2 separate regions of the Homo sapiens genome follow, and region 2 is linked to region 1. A link is an interaction called in ENCODE POLR2A ChIA-PET data of the cell type or tissue named here. Cell type or tissue: GM12878. All regions are shown on one strand. Links, peaks and the distances in the headings refer to the core of each region. The heading gives the core; the rest is flanking DNA. Region 1 holds the start of LOC105370446 (a long non-coding RNA gene). Region 2 overlaps LOC102724945 (a long non-coding RNA gene).

Region 1 (8,664 bases), core at 1,712-6,711:
GGCATAGTGTGGGTTGGGGTGAGGTTGGGGTGGCAAGGAGTAGTCTCAGCACCAGTCCCCCACTCTTAGCTCCCCAGGGTTTTCACCAGCTTGTCACCATGAGAAGCTGAAGAATGAATACCAGCAGCCATGGTGTGTTCCTTGTGGCTCTGAGGGCTTACAGAGGCTCTAGGGGGCTTTTCAAGACATCTGGTACCTGAATGGGATACCAAAGTTTAAGTTTCAGAGGCTTTTCCTAAGGCCTAAAGTTGGCAGAAACACTGTCAAAGGCCTCTAAAATAAGAGGGCTAATCAATGGGAAGACTCAAAAGGTATTTGTGGCATAATAAGAAATAAATTCTTACAGAACACCAAATAAAAGTTGCTTAATTATACCAAGTAAAAAGAAAAAGTATATATATTTGATCCTTGTCCCCAGTACCTGCTATAGGCTCCTAAAACCCTTGGAATTTCTTGAGTGATAAGAGCATCTTTTGTTATTCATAATGGGCCCCTTTTGATCATACCTGAGTTTATGCTGATGAGATAAGTCAGGGTGGGGCCAGTCACCAGAAAGACCAAGTGTGGAGAGGATTAGAGAGTAGGATATTTCAGCCCCACCCTCCAGCTTCCAGGAAAGGGAGAGGGGCGATAGAGATTAAGCTCTGTAAAAACTCTTGAACAATCCTCAGTGAGCTTCCGGGTCACTGAACATGCATAGGTGCTGGGAGGGTGGTGTTCCTGGAGAGCACTTGGGAGCTCGGTAGCACCTCCCCCATACCCTGCCCCATCCACCTCTTCATCTGGCTATTCACGAAATGTGCTTCATTGAGTTCTGTGAGCCATCCTAGCAAATTAATCAAACTGGAGGAGTGGGTGGTGGGAACCCCGGTTTATAGCCAGTTGATCAGAAGTATAGGTGACAACCAATTGCTTGCAAAGTGGCAGCAGTCCTGTGGGAGTGAGCCCTCTACTGAGAAGAGCTGGATGGACACTGTGTGAAGGACTCTTAGAGCCCTTTCAAGAGAAAAATGAGCCCGTGTTGTAACTACATGAGGGTTGATCCCTTCAGAAGATTTGATGCTTACAGCTCTCACCCAACTCCAAGCCCCAGCAGCTAGCACCAAAGCATCATCCTGTTCTCTTTGCCTCTGTGGTGCCTTACCCCCAAATCCATTCTCTACACCACGGCCAACGCCACCTTTTAAACAATAAAAATGAAGTCCTGCATCCTCCACAGCTAAAAAGTCTCCAATGGCTCCTAATCTCACTTCATAAATAAACAAATAAGCAAGCCCAGGGGTCAGCAAATTTTTTCTGTAATGGACCACATATTTTAGGTTTTGCCTGATACCGTGTCTGCTGTGCTGTTGTGCGGCAGCGATTGGCTACACTAGTGAGGCCATAAAAGAAACAAAGTTTAAGGCAATCAGTCACTCTCAGGGTCATGCAAGTGTGAAAGTAGCCACAGATGACATGTGAAAGAACAGGCATGGCTATTCCAAGGAAACTTTATTTGGCCCATGGCTGTATGCACCAAGCTCTCACGCCCGTCTTTGCATTTGCTCTTCCCTCTTCCTGGAATGCTCTTCTACAGATTTTTGCATGGATGGCTCCAAGTGCTATGGAACTCAGTAAACAGATTAGACACATATTTGGAGAATCAGCAGGGACCTAAAACAAGAAAATAATTTTAGAAGAGTTTTTAGATATTATCATAAAAGTATTCAAGTAGTTGCCATTGGGAAGAAAGCAGAATTGTGTTGACCTTGTTTGAAATTTTTTTTTTTTCTTTTTTTGAAATAGGGTCTCACTCTGTCACCCAGACTGGAGTGCAGTGGTGCGATCTTGGCTCACTACAACCTCTGCCTCCCAGGCTCAAGCGATTCTCCTGCCTCAGCCTCCTGAGTAATTGGGATTACAGGGGCACACCACTAAAGGAGGAGACCACCCCTCATTTTGTCTTATGCCCAATTTCTGCCTCCAAAGAAAGAAAAAGTAAAAACTAAAATGCAGAAATGAAATCCACAAGCAGACAGCCCGGTGCCACACCCTGGGCCTGGTAGTTAAAGATCGACCCCTGACCTAATTGGTTATCTATAGATTACAGACATTGTATAGAAAAGCACTGTGAAAATCCCTATCTTGTTTTGTTCCGATCCAATTACCAGTGCATGCATCCCCCAGTCACGTACTCCCTGCTTGCTCAATCGATCATGACCCTCTCACGTGCACCCCCTTAGAGTTGTGAGCCCTTAAAAGGGACAGGAATTGCTCACTCGGAGAACTCGGCTCTTGAGCCCCGGCCCAATAAACGCCTTCCTTCTTTAACTTGGTGTCTGAGGAGTTTTGTCTGCGGGTTGTCCTGCTACACCACTGTGCCTGGCTAATTTTTGTATTTTTAGTAGAGATGGGGTTTCACCATGTTGGCCAGCCTGGTCTTAAACTCCTGACCTCAAATGATCCACCAGCCTCGGCCTCCCAAAGTGCTGGGAGTACAGGTGTGAGCCACCACGCACAGCTGTTTGCATTTATTTTAAGGCTTGGTTGATTATTTTTATTTTTAATTACTTGAGTTAGAAGAGAGAGAAGACACTATAATATCACCATGTTTAAGACCTCTAAAGTCTCTCTTTAAAAATAATTGTTTTACACTTTTATTTTAGGTTTAGAGGTACATGTGAAAGTTTTTTTACATAGGTAAACACATGTCACAGGAATTTGTTGTACATATTATGTCCTCGCCCAGGTATTAAGCCCAGTACCCAATAGTTATCTTTTCTCCTCCTCTCCCTTCTCCCACACTCCCCCATCAAGTAGACCCGTGTCTGTTGTTTCCTTCTTGTGTTCGTAAGTTCTTATCATTTAGCTCCCACTTATAAGTGAGAACATGTGGTATTTCGTTTCCTGTTGCTGCATTAGTTTGCTAAGGATAATAGCCTTCAGCTCCAACCACGTTCCCACAAAATACATGATCTTGTTCTTTTTTATGGCTGCATAGTATTCCATGGTATATAGGTACCACATTTTCTTTATCCAATCTGTCATTGATGGGCAATTAGGTTGATTCCATGTCCTTGCTGTTGTGAATAGTGTTGCAATGAACATTCATGTGCATGTAAGACCTTTAAAGTCTCAACGTGGCCCTGCTGGCTCCTCCTGGTAACTCTGGCCTCATGGCAAGTGTTGCCTTCTCAGGCAGTTTCTCCCACTACAGACTTGGTGGTACCCCTCCACACCTATTGCATTTAGCTGTTTCACTTTCTCACAGCATTCAATCACAACTTGAAATTGTTGTGCTCATTCATGTACTTCCTTGTTTATTGTCTTTCTTTTGCATGTGGTCCTCAGAAGCACAGGGATCTTGTCTGTCTTCTTTGTGTGTGCATCTGGCACTGAGTACGGTGCCTGGCACACGGAAAGAATGAAAGAAAACATTTGTTGTCTGAATGAATGGAACAGATGCCTAACTGAAGAAAGCAACAGCTAAAACTGCTTCTAGAACTTGATCTGATTGTAAGTGAAAATCTCTGGTTGTCCTTCACAGAGCCTTAAAAGTGACTTAGAAACCGGTTTAGAGAACTGCATCAACTTTAGCTAATAGAGTTAAATCAATTTAGGTCAAAGCAAATTTGTCAACAGAAGAATTTGGATTTATGCCAAATTAGACTTGGTAGAAAATTTTGCTATGACATCTTCAGAAAATGTTTTCAGCTTTTTATTTATCTTTTATCCACTTGGTCTATTTTCCAAAAATGTTTATTTTTTTATTCCTGCTTTTTAAGATTTTAATTAACCTGTGGCTTATTCTCTAGAGAAACACAGCAATCGAAGCATCTAACAGTACAGACTTTACTGAAATTAAATCAAATTTTCTTCATTTCTATGCATGAATATGGAAACAGTTAAATATGCAGAGTATTCATTTAGCATATAGTGAACAGCTGATTTGTGTCAGGCACTGTGCTGGGCACTGGAAATACTGTGGTGAACAGGTCCCTGCCCTCATACTCCTATGGGAGAGAGACATAAAACACCCATTTAAACAAACAGACAAACAAAAATGTCAAGTTTTAGTAGGGACTATGTAGGAAATAAACAAGGAGCTGAGATGGACAATGCTGACATCCTATTAGGTTGGTGCAAAAGTAGTTGCTGTTTTTGCCATTACTTTCTTTTTTTCTTTTCTTTTCTTTTCTTTTTTTTTTTTTGAGACAGAGTCTTGCTCTGTCGCCCAGGCTGGAGTGCAGTGGCACGATCTTGGCTCACTGCAACCTCCGCCTCCCGGGTTCACGCCATTCTCCTGTCTCAGCTTCCTGAGTAGCTGGGACTACAGGTACCCGCCACCACGCCCAGCTAATTTTTTTGGTATTTTTAGTAGAGACAGGGTTTCACCGTGTTAGCCAGGATGGTCTCGATCTCCTGACCTCAGGATCCGCCCGCCTCGGCCTCCCAAAGTGCTGGGATTACAGGCGTGAGCCACCGCGCCCGGCCGCCATTACTTTCAATGGCAAAAACAGCAATTACTTTTGCACCAACCTGTAGGAAGAAGGCTGTGGCTTCCATGTAGAGAATGGATTGACGTGGTGCAACTGCAGAAGTAGGGATATCTGAGAGAAGGCTGTTGCAGTGAGAAATGATGGTGATCAGAACTGGTGATAGCTGTGGACAGAAGAGGAAGAGGAGAGGTTGGAGTTAAATTTGGCAGTAGAACTGACAAGATTTGCTCGTGACTTTGATGTAGAAATTGAGGATATGAGAGCATATCAGTTAGTGTCCAGTTGGGAAAACAGACATCATTCTAGTATGTCTTTTGTTTTGTTTTGAGATGGAGTTTTGCTCTTGTTGCCCAGGCTGGAGTGCAATGGCACGATCTCAGCTCGCTGCAACCTCTGCCTCCTGGGTTCAAGAGAGTCTCCTACCTCAGCCTCTCAAGTAGCTGGGATTACAGGCATGGGCCACCATGCCCGGCTAATTTTTGTATTTTTAGTAGAGACAGGGTTTCTTTTTGTTTGTTTGTTTTTTGAGACGGAGTCTTGCTCTGTCGCCCAGGCTGGAGTGCAGTGGTGCGATCTCAGCTCACTGCAAGCTCCGCTTCCCGGGCTCACGCCATTCTCCTGCCTCAGCCTCCGGAGTAGCTGGGACTACAGGCGCCCGCCACCACGCCCGGAGAATTTTTGTGTGTGTGTTTTCAGTGGAGACGGGGTTTCACCGTGTTAGCCAGGATGGTCTCGATCTCATGACCTCGTGATCCGCCCACCTCAGCCTCCCAAAGTGCTGGGATTACAGGCATGAGCCACCGCGCCCGGCCGAGACAGGGTTTCACCATGTTGGCCAGGCTGGTCTCAAACTCCTGACCTCACGTGATCTGCCCGCCTCGGCCTCCCAAAGTGCTGAGATTACAGGCATGAGCCACCACGCCCGGCCTCATTCTAGTATTTTTAAATAGAAGGAATTTAACATAAGAAATCAGTCTTAGCAGTGTTGGGAAATTTGGAGGAACCAAAAGGGGAAGATGTGCTAACCTAGAGATAAGTATCTGCAGGAAATCACTACCACTTGAAAGGCAGGAGGAATACCAGGGAGGGGGTGATGTTATCAGAGCCCAGGAGTGTCTGGCATCTGACAGTGCAGGAAGCTGCTGATGCTGCTGGAGCTGGCCACTGCCTGACACCGATGCGGTTGCTGGAACTGCTAAAGGCTACTGGAGCCCCTGCAGCTGCAAGTCACTGCGGCACCCCTTGCCAGAGCCTAAAAACAAAGAACAAAACAAAACAACAACAACAACAACAAGAAAAATGGGTCTCTCATTTCATGCAGCTTCCCACCAGTGCTTCCCATTGGAGCATCTAAGTGGGCCAGCTGGCAAGGGAATCTGGGAAATGTAGTTCACAGGATTTCAGCCACCTCAAGCAAAGCAGTGCGCAGGATGCTGGGAATGGTACTTAGCTCAAACAAGCCAATGGCCAGCCCATGGAGGAGTGAAAGATTATTTTTAAGTGGCAAAACAATCTCATATCCTTAAAAAAGTTCTTTTTCTTTCTTTCAACAAAAGCAATATGTGCCCATTAGAAAAATATTAGAAACACAAACAACAGAACATAAGAAGGTCCATATTCCCACTTACTCAGAAACAACCATTAATAACATCTTGGCACGTCTCTCTCTCTGTCTCACACACACGGACTCTTACTTTATATTCCATCTCATAACCCATTATACTAGATGCATACAATAAAACATTGGCTGGACATTTACTTTGTTCCAACTAGCTTCCAGTGTTATTTATGTTCTACAAACATTTTCCTATTATAAATATTAAGAAAGGCATTGTCTGAAGACAAATTTGCAATTTAAGGAAACCATTTGTGAATAATACAATTGTAACCTCCAAATTGACTATTATGTGATTGTTTGCTTAGGTAAAAGAAGAAAACTATTGATTTTAACTATAAGGTAAAATGTCAGGTCTTACCCTGTTCATTTCCTTTTTCAGGAAGAAAAAACGCCATTAGTAGAATTTCTGAGCTGGAAATGAGCAGGCTAGAGGTGGAGAGGAGCTGCAGCTACAGTCTGCACTAGAACCACCCCGTTGCCCCATCTGGTTTCCATGGAGTCAGACTTCTGATGAGGAAGCTGGTCCTCCGGAATGTGCAGAACGCAAGACACCCAGGCAAAGTGTCTTTAAGGGTAGGGACTGTTCATTATGGCTATGGGATGACCACAGATTTCTTTCGTGTTATCTGTTAGAATGCTTTTGATTGCTAGTAGCTGAAAGCTGTGACTTAATTTGGCTTTACAAATAAGGAAATGTATTATCTCACATAACTGGAAGTCCAGAGGTAGGACAGGCTCCAGGGACAGTAAGATAAGGCAGCTCAGTAATGTCACCAAGGTCCCAAGTTCTTTCAGTACTCTGCTCTGCCTTCCTCCATGTCGGCTGCATCCTGAGACTGGCTCCCTTCATGGGGATGTGACGGCTGCCAGAGGCCACTGGGCTGCCTGTTTCCTTTCTTCATGTGCAGCAAGAAAGAGAAAGAAAGAGAGAGACCTCTCCCTTTAATATCAATTCTCTTCAGTTCAAGCAGGCCAGTAGTTCTCAGTACTGTTGCACATTGAAGTCACCAAAGTGCTAGAGCTGTATTCATTACAGTCATGCTCTGCATAATGACATTTTGGTCAACAATGAACCACATGTAGGATGGTGGTCCCATAAGATTATAATACAGTACTGTATTGTAACTGTACCTTTTCTCTGTTTAGAGATGTTTAGATACACAAATACTATCGTGTTACAGTTGCCTACAGTATTCATTACAGTAATATGTTGTACAGGTTGGTAGGCTAGGAGCTATAGGCCATACCACAGAGCCTGGGGTATAGTGGGCTATGTCATCTAGGTTTGTGTAAGTGCACTCTATGATGTTCTCAACAAGGAAATTGCTTAGTGATGCATTTCTCCAAACGTATCCCCTTTGTTAAGTAAGGCATGACTGTATTTGTTTATTGCTATTATTTTATTTTTATTTTGTTTATTTAATAACGTATTATGTAGCATTATTTTTTCTTTTCAAACTGCAGATACCTAAGGCTTTATCTTCAAAAATATTAATTTATTAATCTGGGGTGGGGCCCAGCTGAGAGTCATTTTTCAGAAGCTCCCAAGTGATTCTACGGTACAACCAGGGCTTTCAACCACCAGATTTGGCTGGTGCAGGTCACCTGCCCACCTCTAGACCACTAACAGTTAGCAGGGTAATGCCATAAACTGATTGGCTTGGAATGGTGGTTCTCAAAATGTGGTCTGAGGCCAGCAGAAGCAGCTCCTGGAAACTTGTCAGAAATGCAAATTATCAGGCCCCATCCCAGACCTACTGAATCAGAAACTCTAGGGGTAAGGCATAGCACTTTGTGTTTTAACAAGCTTGCCAGGTGATTCTAATGGCCAGTAGAGTTTGAGACCCACTGCCTTAGAGCAATCAGGTTCTTTCTCTGGAGGGAGGGAGAAGGTAAATATATGAACAGAAGCAGAGAGGTCTGTCGGAACTGGAAAGTCTAGGGCCAGTGGAGCCTAGCACTACCTACTCCCACTTCCAGGCCAGGAGCAGGAAAGATTGGGATCAGCTACCTGAACCCCAGAGACCCCTGGCTGTAGAAAGAGGGCCTCACAGCAACGGTGCCAGCGACCTTCAGCCACTGACATATACTGTTGAGGAAGGGAAGAAGGCACGTTCTGTAGGTAACCATTCATTTGGACCCTGGGGATCTCGAGAACCGTTTCTGTAGGCCTAAAGGGCTAAGAAGACTGATTTGGTATAAACTTCCCTAAAAACCCTACAGACTTACTTCTACCTCTGCAAACTTCAACAGGATCCAGGAAAAGAAAAAGGCCACTAGGTAAAAAACAAATCTGAACAAAATCAGGACTTTAGTTAATAATGCATCAGTATTGGTTCGTAAATTAGGACACATGTACTATACTAATGTCAGATGGTAACAACAGGGGAAACTGGGTGTGGGGTATAGAGGCACTCTGTGTATCCACCTTCCCGACTTGCCAGTAAGTCTAAAAGTATTCTAAAATAAAAAGTTTACTCCAAAAAAGATGCAATGAACACTGTTCATAGACACAATTTGACACTTTTTATGATCTATGCAAAGGCTTTTTAGACATTTTCGGCTTAA
Region 2 (6,969 bases), core at 1,941-6,940, 52 kb before region 1:
TCTCTCGTCTTATTCACAGTATAATTTCCATTAAAAGGGAGCAAAGACCCCCAACAAGACTTAATTGCTTGCAACTTAACAGGTGTAGGTCATTAGTTGTTTATGTGCAATGAGGTCTACTTGGCTAGAAGAACCTTGTGTAAAAGTAAAGGTGCATTGCAAAATTTAAAGTGCTGGATAAATGCTAGCTATGAACCCAATATTAAAATAATTGAGATGACATGTTGATTAATTATTTGCCCAAAAGAGGTTTACCTCAATCAGTAAGAATAATTTTATTGCTTTTTTTCTTAATTATAAAAGTAATAGCCGGGTGTGGTGTCTCACACCTGTAATCCCAGCACTTTGGGAGGCCGAGGTAGGCAGATCACTTGAGTTCAAGAGTTTGAAACCAGCCTGGCCAACATGGTGAAAGCCGATCTCTACTAAAAATACAAAACAATTAGCCAGGCATGGTGGTGCACGCCTGTAATCTCAGCTACTTGGGAGGCTGAGGCAGGAGAACTGCTAGAACCTGGGAGGTGGAGGTTGCAGTGAGCTGAGATTGCGCCACTGCACTCCAGCCTGGGCGATAGAGCAAGACTCCATGTCAAAAAAAAAAAAAAAGAAAATTAATAGTTGTATGATATGTGAATGCCATCTCAACAAAGCTGTTTTTTTATGAAATTATAGAAAAGACAGGTAAACAATGGGAATAAAATCAAAATCACCAATAATCCCAGTTCCCAGAGATAAACCACCAATAGCATGATTTGTTTTACTATAATTTTCACTGTGTAAATGCAAAACTGAAGTGATGCAATAGTGTTGAAATCTCCCTTTCCTTTTCTTTCTTCCTTTCTTTCTTTCTTTCTTTCTTTCTTTCTTTCTTTCTTTCTTTCTTTCTTTCTTTCTTTCTCTTTCTTCTTTCTTTCTTTCTTTCTTTCTCTCTCTCTCTCTTTCTTTCTTTTTTTGAGACATGATCTCACTCTGTCACCCAGGCTAGAGTGCAGTGGCACAATTGTGGCTCACTGCAACCTTGAACTCCTGGGCTTATGCTACCCTCCCACCTCAGCCTCCCAAAGTGCTGAGATTACAGGTGCATGCCACTATGCCTGGCTCCCTTTTCATTTAATGTATTATAAACATTAAATATTCCTCTGCCTCCGCGTAGTGTTCTGCTGTATAAATGTTTTATAACATACTTAAGCAACCCTCTATTTTTGGATATCTAGGCTGTCTCCAAGTTTTTGATAATGTTTTTGATAGCTGTCTAATGAGCATCCTTGTAGCTATATCTTTGAGCATATCTGTGATTATTTCTGAATAAATTTCTAGATATCTAGTCATTGAATCAAAGAATATGCACCCATCTAAGGCTTTAAAACACACATGACTCTGTGTCTGTGTGTGTGTGAGTGTGTGTGTATCACATAGGAAATAAATATTAGAAATCACATATTCAGATATGCTTATGGCTGCCAGAGTTTTGCGCTTCCTGGTTGTTGTTCATCCTTAATGTAATGAGAATAGTAATGGGGAACAACGGATGTTATATTCTCTCTCTCTGGTATGAGGTATGCTGGGAATTCCATGAAGACCATTTCTTCATGGTCCATTCCATTTCTTCATTCCATGAAGAACCTTCAGGAACATTCTTCCGTAGATTCTTAATGAAGCTAAACATTGTTTCAAATGATTATTGTCCACTAAATATAAATAAATATAAATATATTTATAATATTTATTATGTATCTAGATAAATACATATACATATATTTGTATATGTTCATATAAATAATACTTATATAATATATGTGTATATATAATAAATTTGAATCAATACCTTTTAGAAGGTATATATGTAGATGTATATATACACACACGCACTCACACTACATTTATACTAGCAGTGTATATCCTTGCACTTATTTTTATATACATTCCCCAACATTAAGTATTTAAAATTTTTCTTTCCAATTGCTCTAGTGAAAAATGACATCTTATACTTGTTATAATTTGTACTCCTTAGATTCTTAATGAAGTTTAATGTTGTTTCAAATGATTATTGGCCATTTCAAAATTATTTATGTCCTTTGACATAATTTTTTTCTTGTTTATCTTTTCATTAATTTGTAAGATTTTAAACAATTGAATATGGCTATTAGTTCTTTGTTATCTTTTTTATTTGAGTTAAACAAAAAACTCCACTGAAATGAAAGTGATGCACATTTTTCTTTAAAAGAAGAGCAATTCAATTTTAACTTTAAAAGAAGTTAAAATCAGTTACAGGTAAACAAAGCGTACCCCTGACCGCATACACCTGGTGTGTATATAGGTTTAACTTTGTACATTCCTGAGTTGCTTTCTGGAAAACACTTCCAAATGAAAAGCCAGATACCATCATCTTTACAAGTAACTGTGATGTTATTTTGAGATAAATTATTACTTTAAGTTAAACAAAGGAAAATTACCATTTTTGAGCATTAGCCAATCTTATAATCTCCCTTTCCAAAGAAGCTTAATTCAAACTATTTTTAAAGGTTAGTTTATGCTTTCTTTTAATTCAGCGGCTTCATGGGTGCCATATTTTTTCTCCATTTTAGCAGTAATCTAAATTGAGACAAACATAGGTCAGAATTTTGAACTCAAAGATAAATAAAAGGAATTCCAAAGACTGAATGATCTGCTAGACTGGCCGCTTTAGTAAATTTTGATGTTTGATACCATATTCCTCTTCTCCAGGAGAATGTCATGAACCTGGGAGGCAGAGCTTGCAGTGAGCCAAAATTGTGCTACTGCACTTCAGCCTGGGTGACAGAGTGAGACTCCATCTCAAAAAAAAAAAAAAAAAAAAAAAAAGAATTGTGAAATGTATGTGTAATTTTAAAAAATTATAATAGTAATTACTTCTTTTTAGTCACTGGCAGTAAGTCTCTTATTAACTAATGGAGATAATGATGGCAACTTCTTAACCCAAAAAGTAATTAAACGGCTCTGTTAAGTCCCCCTAATCTGGAAGAGGTCTGCTATCTTTACGCAGAGCAACACTGTCACTTGTTTCCAGATTGTGGGGTGAGAGTGAGGATAATTCTTTAAGTGATGAAGTTGGTTGTTTCCCATCTGTTGTGCCTCAGACACAGGCCTCCTTCTCTCTACCAATCACAAATATAAAACCTCTGCCCATAATTTGACCATCTGGATTTCCTGTCATCCCCTGTTTTCACACCTGGAGATTCAGAGCAGTTCTTTGATTGATGTTTTTCAAAATTGCCTCATAAAATCAAAGGACAGGCGAACAACATTTTTCTAAAATTGTAAACAGTAGAACCAACATTCAAAACTTTTGTTACTGCTTTTATAACCGTGAATAACCTTAGCTTCTGGGATTTTGTCAGAAGTGCTTTTTTTCTTTCTCTGAAGCAAGCCACCACATTCTCCCGAGCTGCTTGCATTTAACAATGTCAGGACTAAGATTCAAGTAGTGGGCCACGGTAGTCCCAGGAAGTTCAATATCAAGCACAATGAGTTCTGTATTCAACTTTAATTAAAATATCCACATGCAGCAGGGCGTGGTGGCTCACGCCTGTAATCCCAGCACTTTGGGAGGCTGAGGCAGGTGAATCACCCGAGGTCAGGAGTTGGAGACCAGTCTAGCCAACATGGTGAAACCCTGTCTCTACTAAAAATACAAAAAAAAATTAGCTGGACATGGTTGTACGAGCCTGTAATCTCAGCTACTTGGGAGGCTGAGGCAGGAGAATCACTTGAACCCAGGAGGCGGAGGTTGCAGTGAGCCAAGACGGCGCCACTGAACTCCAGCCTGGGCAACACAGCGAGATTCCGTCTTCAAAAAAACAAAACCAAACAAAACAAAATCCACATGCTCATGGTTTGCCTTCTCTTAGGGAGCCAAATACTACCTAAGTTTTGTCAGCTGGCAGGCTCTGCTAATAGAATGTCACTTAAAACACCACTTTGAATCTAAGGGCAATGCAATGCATTATTCTGAACTATTACTAAATTAGTTATTCCTCAAGCAGCAATTTGCCTATTTTTGCTCTTACCTAATTTTTAGGAGGAATGATAGACAAACATTAAGCATTGGTTTCTCTCTAGATCCCGTCAGTTTCCTCAAACACAGTAGTCTCCTCTGTTAGACCCTGGTGTGCTGCTGGGAATTACTGGGACTCACTGGCCAGCTGCTGTCTCTTCTCTGCGGACCTCTTTGCTTTTAGGGAGCAGGAAACTAATTCCTCTAAGTGTTATACACTTGGAGACCCTTTAGCATGAACAACGGTGAAGAAACAGAAGCTCTCGTTGCTTTCCTGCATCAGACAAAAGGCTGTGGCCACTTAAATACCACATTTTTACTTCCTTTTTAGTTCAGTTGAGGGAGCAGGTGCAACCCTGCAGCAAGATAAAGCTGACCCTTGCTAAGATTGTAGTGTCTGCTAAATGTACGCCAGCAAGGCAAGGCCTTGTAAACAATAATTAATAAATTTGAAAGGCCCAGGACACGAGAAGAAAATTAAATACAAGATTTGGACCATCCACTTTGACTCATGTGGCATTGCTAATCAGTGTGATGAAAAAAACCTTCATCTGTTAAGAATGTGGCATTTGAAACACATTGCTGCCTTGTTGGTAGGTTTACTTCCTCCTTTCTTTGTAAAGCTTCACAATGAGTATCCCAGTGTGAAACTGGAACTCAGTGTGGGGAAAGAGGACGGGTGGAGGAACCGTCATGTTATTAAGTTATTGCAAATATAGAGACTGGTGATTTCACACGTACACATTCCACATTACAGGAAGCTCACACGTCTAGGAAAAATCATCCCTTGTTGACCCCTCACCGCCAAATTTTCCATTACCTACCTCGAAAATCTCAACGTCCCAAATGGCTTGCTTATTTTTATCATGTCAATTGCTTTTCTATAGTAAAGTAAGAATACGGTCACTTGAATTTCAAGAATAAGAAAGCAATCTACATGAATTAAACAAATCTAAAGGACAAAAGAGATTTTTTCTGAGTCACTTGCAGATGATGATGTTCCTCCTTCACTCCACAGAGCTTCCTTAGTGATTGTCAAAAAACAAAAAAGAAACCAAAGTAACCTTGAGGTAGGGCCGTGGAAAATTTTACCCACTTCATTTGTTCACAGTTGTTCATTCCTTCTCATTTCTTTTCATTTTTTTAATAGAAAATGTTTACTTCTAACTTACTTTTCTAGTATAATAAGTAATCTCTAAACAAAAGCTTATAAAAATTCAAACACTGGCCGGGCGCAGTGGCTCACGCCTGTAATCCCAGCACTTTGGGAGGCTGAGGCGGGCGGTTCACTTGAGGTCGGACATTCGAGACCAGCCTGGCCAACATGGTGAAACCCCGTCTTTACTAAAAATACAAAAAATTAGCCATCCGTGTTGGTGCATGCCTGTAATCCCAGCTACTCGGGAGGCTGAGGCAGGAGAATCACTTGAATCTGGGAGGCGGAGGCTGTGGTGAGCCAAGATCAAGCCATTGCACTCCAGCCTGGGCAACAAGAGCAAAACTCTGTCTCAAAAAGAAAAGAAAAAAAAATTCCAACACTATAAAGGTATGTAAATTAAAAACCATCCACTTCCTGCCCCATCCTGCTTACCTCCCCGGAGTAATCGCTGTTGATCTTTTGGTGTGTGTTCTTCCAGCCACGTTTACTTTTTACATGTTTGGTAAGGCAGAGTCTGTGAGGGCTCCTATGAATCCTTGACAACACAGTAAGGAAGGACAGGCAGCTGGGTGGGGTTGCTTATGCCTCTCGTCTCAGCCCTTTGGGAGGCCAAGGCAGGACTGATTGCTTGAGGTCAGGAGTTTGAGACAACTCGAACAGCCTGGGCAACATAGTGAGACCCATATCTTTACAAAAAAAAGTTTTTTTAATTAGCTGGGCATGGTGGCATGTGCCTATAGTCCTAACGACTCCAGGGGCTGAGGAAGGAGAATCACTTGAGCCCAGGAGTTCAAGGCTGCATTAAGCTATGATGAATCTCCAGCCTGGGTGACAGAGTGAGACTCTGTTTCTAAAACATAAAAAAAATAAATAAAGGAAACACAGGCAAGGAAGGAACTGACTATGAATGGGCATATTTACAAAAAAAATTCATGAAGTAAAGGGGAAGGGAGGAAAGAGAGAGTTGAACTGGGGAAGAGAGAGATGAGAAGAAAGATGTACCTGCTTTCTCCTGTCTTGGGGAGTCAGCTCCTTGAGGGTAGGATTTCTGTCTTAAGCAGCTTCTTCTTCACACTAGAAGAATACCTACTAACTAGGTGGTGATGAATGAATGAATACGAATGAAGAGCAGGAACTAACTGGCTACTGTTAGCAGAGTTCACGGAAATAATTTTAGGCTTTTTCAGTTTATCAAAGCCTTGTTAAGCCGGTATTTTCTGTCTTTACCTTTGATTTTTCGTCAGTAAGCAACCAGCATGTGCTGCTTTCAGGGTTAGTACCACAAGTAGTTGTTGCTCTAAATTGAGCTAATATTAAAGATAAAAACCCTTCTAGAAGGAATCTGTACTCAGAAAAGGAAGTTTTAAACCATTAGCTCACTGGGGGATACTACTTGAAACATCATTAAGACAAAGTAGCTTCCAGGCCCACTGCCTCCTTTTGGGGAAAAGGGACCACAGGGAATTCTCTAGCCTTCGATATCCACTTCCCCCACCATTTTGGCGACGAATGGTTGAACCAGGAATTAACAACTGACCAAAAGACACACTGCTTTAGGCTTTTAGCCCCTAGGAGGTGGCCTAAGGTGGCACTGGATAGGGACTTTCTGAACCAGTCAAAGCCACTCTTGGGGGATTTGAACTAGGGACAGAGATGAACAGAGAGTTAGAGAAAAGCAGACAACTGATAGACAGCAGTCCAGTGTTGACACAGAAACTGAGAGACGTGGAAAGAAGGCAGTGAGCAGACACTATGAAGCAAGTAATGACTTCAGTAG

The links. Peaks named below come from ENCODE experiments on the same cell type or tissue, not always from the same donor. Only the 100,000 strongest peaks of a DNase experiment are listed, where the experiment ranks them.
Region 2: POLR2A ChIA-PET joins it to region 1 with 13 read pairs; 3 of 35 experiments call an interaction of 5 or more read pairs at or near these places.

What each region holds. Positions count from the first base shown.
Region 1 is chr14:33,956,958-33,965,621 of GRCh38, reverse strand. LOC102724945 (a long non-coding RNA gene) reads left to right here. Exons shown (of 9, transcript XR_001750942.2): 9 at 6,476-6,751. LOC105370446 (a long non-coding RNA gene) reads right to left here and starts at 6,540. Exons shown (of 2, transcript XR_943737.2): 1 at 6,455-6,540; 2 at 1,473-1,653. RefSeq lists an enhancer at 1,216-1,717. In GM12878, for the core only: no CTCF peak of the experiment used is centred there; no DNase peak of the experiment used is centred there.
Region 2 is chr14:34,011,252-34,018,220 of GRCh38, reverse strand. The region is part of intron 5 of LOC102724945 (a long non-coding RNA gene); the gene reads left to right. Among named protein-coding and RNA genes, the nearest start is that of EGLN3-AS1, 25 kb to the left of the region's middle. RefSeq lists an enhancer at 4,077-4,246. In GM12878, for the core only: no CTCF peak of the experiment used is centred there; a DNase peak (open chromatin) is centred at 4,520; H3K4me3 peaks cover 1,157 bases; H3K27ac peaks cover 2,248 bases.